2 separate regions of the Homo sapiens genome follow, and region 1 is linked to region 2. Evidence: chromatin loops called from intact Hi-C (ENCODE). Cell type or tissue: IMR-90. All regions are shown on one strand. Links, peaks and the distances in the headings refer to the core of each region. The heading gives the core; the rest is flanking DNA. Region 1 overlaps PKD1L1 (polycystin 1 like 1, transient receptor potential channel interacting). Region 2 has its middle 3.3 kb from the start of LINC02902.

The links. Peaks named below come from ENCODE experiments on the same cell type or tissue, not always from the same donor. Only the 100,000 strongest peaks of a DNase experiment are listed, where the experiment ranks them.
Region 1: it touches region 2 in a loop (2.9-fold over the local background); 5 of 110 quality-filtered maps call a loop at or near these places.

The regions. Positions count from the first base shown.
Region 1 is chr7:47,795,472-47,798,281 of GRCh38, reverse strand. PKD1L1 (polycystin 1 like 1, transient receptor potential channel interacting) reads left to right here. Exons shown (of 57, transcript NM_138295.5): 55 at 2,132-2,293. The region is part of intron 1 of PKD1L1-AS1 (PKD1L1 antisense RNA 1); the gene reads right to left. Among named protein-coding and RNA genes, the nearest start is that of PKD1L1-AS1, 1.6 kb to the right of the region's middle. In IMR-90, for the core only: a CTCF peak has its summit at 1,675; DNase peaks (open chromatin) are centred at 1,691 and 2,391; H3K4me3 peaks cover 426 bases; H3K27ac peaks cover 1,042 bases.
Region 2 is chr7:47,650,541-47,653,350 of GRCh38, reverse strand. No RefSeq gene overlaps it. Among named protein-coding and RNA genes, the nearest start is that of LINC02902, 3.3 kb to the left of the region's middle. In IMR-90, for the core only: no CTCF peak of the experiment used is centred there; DNase peaks (open chromatin) are centred at 570 and 1,610; H3K27ac peaks cover 1,677 bases.

The DNA.
Region 1 (2,810 bases), core at 159-2,658, 140 kb before region 2:
TTGACTGTATCTGTGTGGATCTATATCTGGGTTCTCTATTCTACTCCATTGATCTTTCCTTTAGCCAATCCCATGAGGTCTTTTTCACTCTGTGGCAAATCTTAAAGTAGCATGGATGAGTCCTCCAGCTTTGTTCTGTTTTGACTGTAGGTGTTCTAGCTCTTTTGCCTTTCAATATGTTTTAGAATCATCTTGTTACTATCTTTTTAAAAAATCATGTTGGTGTTTTGATTGAACTTGCTGTGGAATTATAAATCAAATTTGGGGGGAATTGGCATCCTAATAATATTAAGCTTTTTTGATCCTAGAATTCTGTATTTCTCTCCATTTATTTAGATACTCTTTGATTTTTTTCATCACTGTTTTATAGTTCTCAGCATACAGATCCTACACAATGATAGGCAATTTTAAAGCCTAACTAGAAGTGTCCTCAAAGAGCAAGAAACTTAGATCAGAGACTCATTTATTCTTCCTAGGGAGACCAGGAAATCTTCATACAACAGGAGAGTGAGCCTTGATGAGCAGTTCCACTCATGGTGATGACTGCTGAGAGCAGCATTTTAGACAGGGGGCATGCAGGGAGGGCCATGCTGGAGTTCTGGGTCAAGTGGGCATTATGTTGAAAAGGATGGTTGGAGTCAGGAATGGAGGGCCTTGAATGTCGTGCTTAGGCACCTGGATGCTATCTTCTGAGACAGGCAGGCAATATTGCATTGAGGTCTCTGGGTGGAAGAGTCAGGTCTTGCTGTCTGCCATGGGTGTGTTGCTGGTAAATCCAGGAGGCCTCAGACCTACACACCAATGGCCTACCCTTTCAGGCTCCTGAGCATCTTTGCAGAGTTCTGAAATTTTGTGAGGGGTTCGAGGGATTTGGGGACCAATCAAGAACAAACATATGACCACAAGAGATGATAACACACACAAGCTTTATCTGGGTAATGTTTTGAAGTGTTTCCATGTGGGGGAACTCCCTCATACTTCATGCTATGAAACTGTCCACAGGTTTACAGCGTAGGGGCCAAGAACCATCCAAAAAGGAAGAAGAGCAAGGGCGATCTCAGGGGAGAGGGGCAGCAGAGAGAGAGCTTACCCCTTAGACGATGCTGCTTAGCAGCATGGAGGGGAGGCTCTGGGTCAGAAAGCTCCTGAAGCCAGCAGCAGCTTGGGGCCTTATAACATTATCAGTGGGTAACAGCTGTCCCCTGAGGTTTTGCAGGGTGTGTAAAGCTGACAGGCTCTAAATGGCTAAAATGTTTGTTTGGGTGTTTTTTTTTTTTTTTTTGAGACGGAGTCTTGCTCTGTCGCCCAGGCTGGAGTGCAGTGGCGCAATCTCTGCTCACTGCAAGCTCCGCCTCCCGGATTCACGCCATTCTTCTGCCTCAGCCTCCCGAGTAGCTGGGACTACAGGTGCCCACCACCACACCCAGCTAATTTTTTTTTTTTTTTTTTTTGTAATTTAGGAGAGACAGGGTTTCACCATGTTAGCCAGGATGGTTTCAATCTCCTGACCTCATGATCCGCCTGCCTTGGCCTCCCAAAGTGCTGGGATTACAGGCATGAGCCACTGCGCCCAGCCCTGTTTGGGTTATTTTTTAAACAATTGGATGTGTAAAAATTCGAGTTTGTTACCAGTAGGCTTTTGAGCTAACAGCTTACAGCCTGCAGTGAAGAAATAAACCACCTGGAGGCTTATAGAGCACATGTTGAGGGCACAACAACTTGCTGAGCCCAAGACCCTTTCTGGTCTCCCAGGCACAGGCACAGGCCTCTCTCCTGAGGCTCACCCACAGCTCAGAATGGTTCACCAGGGGACACTGAAACTGAGACACAGACTTTACATATGGGCATGCACATCGCGTTGATAATCTCAGTCTCCAAAGTTAGATACTGAAAACAACCTTTATAATACAATGAATTTCCATTGCTGAGATCATCTTACTGCCATTTAGTTCAATTCAGGAGAGGTATTTTCCTGATTTTGCTTTTTTTCACCAAGAAATCACTATTTTACCAAAAGCTCGTAAAGTAGCATCATCAGATATAATCTCCATTGCATAGTTTATCACGTTAACAAAGCTCTTTATTTAGGCTGCTAACATGAAATTTGTCTTTATTTTTTTCTTTTTCCTAGCTGAGAGGTTTTCTCATGACTTTACCCCAAAAAAGAAAATCTTTTCAAAGTAAATCTTTTGTGAGACTTAAAGATGTCACTGCTTATATGTGGGAAAAGGTCCTCACCTTTCTGAGACTGGAAACACCAAAGTTGGAAGAGGCTGAGATGGTTGAGAATCACGTAAGCTGTGAGATCTTGGATTACTGAGCATGATAGCACACACTCAAGATGATGGTTTCATTGCAGAATTTTGCTTTCAGTTATCAAAGCATGAGTATGTTTCCATGCCAAATCTCCTTGCAAAGCCACAAAATTAGTCTCAATCATAGTGGAACTCATGGAATTTTCCCGTGCAATTCTAAAACACTTTACAGATTACCAAGCACATTCTCCTGCCTTAACTCACTATATCCTTATAGTGACCTGTACAGTTGGAAAGACAGAGTTTATGGTCTTCCCCAGGACACAGACATGCTGTATTCTGTCCCCTGAGTTAGTCATTTGCTTTTGGTGCCTGCTATCAAACCCAAACTTCTATCCAAAACATAGAGCCTTAGGTGCATTACTTGAGTTCAGTCACCCCAGACATGCATGTAAACAAATCAAACCAGGCGTTTGCACACTGAATACTCACTTTCTTCATGGCTGATATATTAGTTTGTTTTCATACTGCTGATAAAGACATACCCAAAACTGG
Region 2 (2,810 bases), core at 138-2,637:
GTTGTATTAGTCTGTTTTCACACTGCTATAAAGATACCACACAAGATTGGGTAATTAAAAAAAAGAAAGAGGCTTAATTGACTCACAGTTCTGCATTGTTGGGGAGATCTCATGAACCTTACAATCATGGCAGAAGGGGAAGCAGTCACCTTCTTCAGAAGGCAGCAGGGGAGAGAGTGCAAGTGAAGGAGTGACTGCCCAACACTTATAAACATATCAGATCTTGTGAGAACTCCCTCACTATCACTAGAACAGCATGGGAAAAGCTGCCTCCATGATCCAATCTCCCTCCACCAGGTCCCTCCCTCGACACAACATGTGGGGATTACAGTTCCAGATGAGATTTGGGTGGGGACACAGAGCTGAACCATATCAATTGTGTAGAGGTATTTTAGTGTATCCAACATCCAAATAATGTACATTATACCTATTAAACAATTTCTCATCATCCACCCCTCTTCTTCCCTCCACCCTTCTGAGTCTCCCTTCTGAGTCTTCATGGAACTGGTTCATTTTTGTGTGAAACTGTAAACACAAACCACTCCCAAGGACTTGGAATTTCCAGAGTGGCCCCCTTCTGCCTCTTAGGACTCAATTGCAAACCACATACAAGAAAAGGTGATCGTACTGTCTTATTTTAAGTCTCAATTTCATCATCTCCAAGCTTGGCAACAAAGCAAAGGACAAGAAAGAAAAGTATGAAGCTGTCTTTTTTAGAAAAAGAAAGAAGCATCAGGCCAGACAAGGTGGCTCACGCCTGTAATCCTAACACTTTGGAAGACCAAGCAGGCGAATCACTTGAGGTCAGGAGTTTGATCCCGGCCTGGCCAAAATGGTGAAACTCCGTCTATACTAAAAATGCAAAAATTAGACCAGGCGCTGTGGCTCACGCCTGTAATTCCAGATCGCACCACTGCACTCCAGCCTGGGCAACAGGGCGAGACTCCGTCTCAAAAAAAAAAAAAAAAATTAGAAACTTCAAAAGTACCCTTTGAAAAAAGTCTTGTTACCTCATTTTATTTATTATGTATGTATTTATTTATTTATTTTGAGATGGAGTCTCACTCTATCACCCAGGCCAGAGTGCAGTGGTATGATCTCGCCTCACTGCAACCACCATCTCCTGGGTTCAAGTGTTCTCCCTCCTCAGCCTTCCGGGTATCTGGGATTACAGAAGTGTACCAGCACGCCCAGCTAATTTTTGTATTTTTGTAGAAATGGGCTTTTGCCATGTTGGCCAGGCTAGTCTTGAACTCTTGACCTCGGGTGATCTGCCCACCTCGGCCTCCCAAAATGCTGGGGTTACAGGCATGAGCAACCATGCCCAGCCATTACCTCATTTTATAAATGAGAAAATTGAGCCTCAGGATTCTAAACGGCTTCCTCAAGGCCAGAAAAGTGAGTGACACTCCAGCATCAATCCCACGCTCAGCCTCAACCCTGTTGCTTCTCCCAAGCCTAAGTTTGCTCTCAAACTTTTTCCCTAGAGAATCTCTACTTACCAAGGCTCTGAGGATAGACCTGCGTACACAATTCAGATTTGTCCAACACATACATGAAATATTTTAGATGATTCATCGTTTATTTTACAAAATTCTTGTGAGTTGGGCATTTAGTCCATAATTCATGTGGGTTTATTTTGAGGTTTTGTGTTGAAATGATTAGATAACAACTGGAGTTCCCCTGAGAAAAGCTGCAAACATCTAGACATCACATCCTGGAGCCTGCTGTCCTTAGGGATATTTTAGCAGGGCTGGTAAGAATAGCAGAGGTGTCCTAAGGCCTCGTGTACCCATGGGTTCCAGTAAAATTGGCCAATGGGAGGAGGAGGGGCACCAAGGCTGCGTGATGTGTGGCCCAGCCCCTGGGAGCTGCAAGACACTGGATGAGTGGCTTTCTGAATCTCAGTTTCTGATCCTGTTAAAGAGGGCTAATTACCCTGCCCCTGCCCTGCTTGAGTTTATGAGAGGGTCCAAATGAGATTGATACATGTAAAACTGCCTCACAAAGATGGTAGAAACCTTTGATTTTGGCCCAGTAGGGTGAGAGGAGCCTCCCATTACTCAAGGCCAGTGACAGAGCCATCTGTCTTGCTGTGGAGCTGGCCATGGGCATTCCCACTGAGCCTCAAAATAGGGGCAACAGGCAAGAAGTGATGCTTCCAGGGTTGGCTCCAGGGCCTGGGCCACCCCTTGACACTGTTGCCCTTAATGAAGGTCTCTGCCCAGGAGCAGACAACAAACAGGGTGGGTGAAGGGGCAGCCTGAGATAATAAGCCCAGAGGGGCTGATCCTCGCTTCTAAGGAGCCCAGAGGGAGGAGGAAAGGTCCAGAGTACCCCGCACAGGAGGAATGCAGTGCCAATTAAGTGCCTGCTGCACACCATCCTCTTCCTAATTGACACAGCACTCCCAAGAAAAGCACCTTTCTCGTCTTTTAAAGTTGAGAATACAGAGATTCAGGGCTGCCATTACTTACCCAAGGGCACCAGCTGGCCAGTGGCCAATGTGGGTCTCAGCTCTGTGTACAGCTCGGCTTGGAAATGCATATTACCTCTTGGGAGAGCCGGTTTCTGGCTCAGGTGCCAGGATTCAAAAGGAGGAGATGTCCTCTCTGCTCCTCTGAGGCCTCCACCAACAGGAGGCTGAGGGGCTACCACCCCTCACACTAAGGCCCACTCCTCTGCAGAGTGAGATTGGCACTTGGAAGGTGAACCTGGTTCCCAACCACAATTCCGAGGTCACTCTAGGCTCAGAGGCGGCCCCCTTCTTCAAGGAGCAATGTGTAACTGGAGGCCTCTTGAGGCTAGGC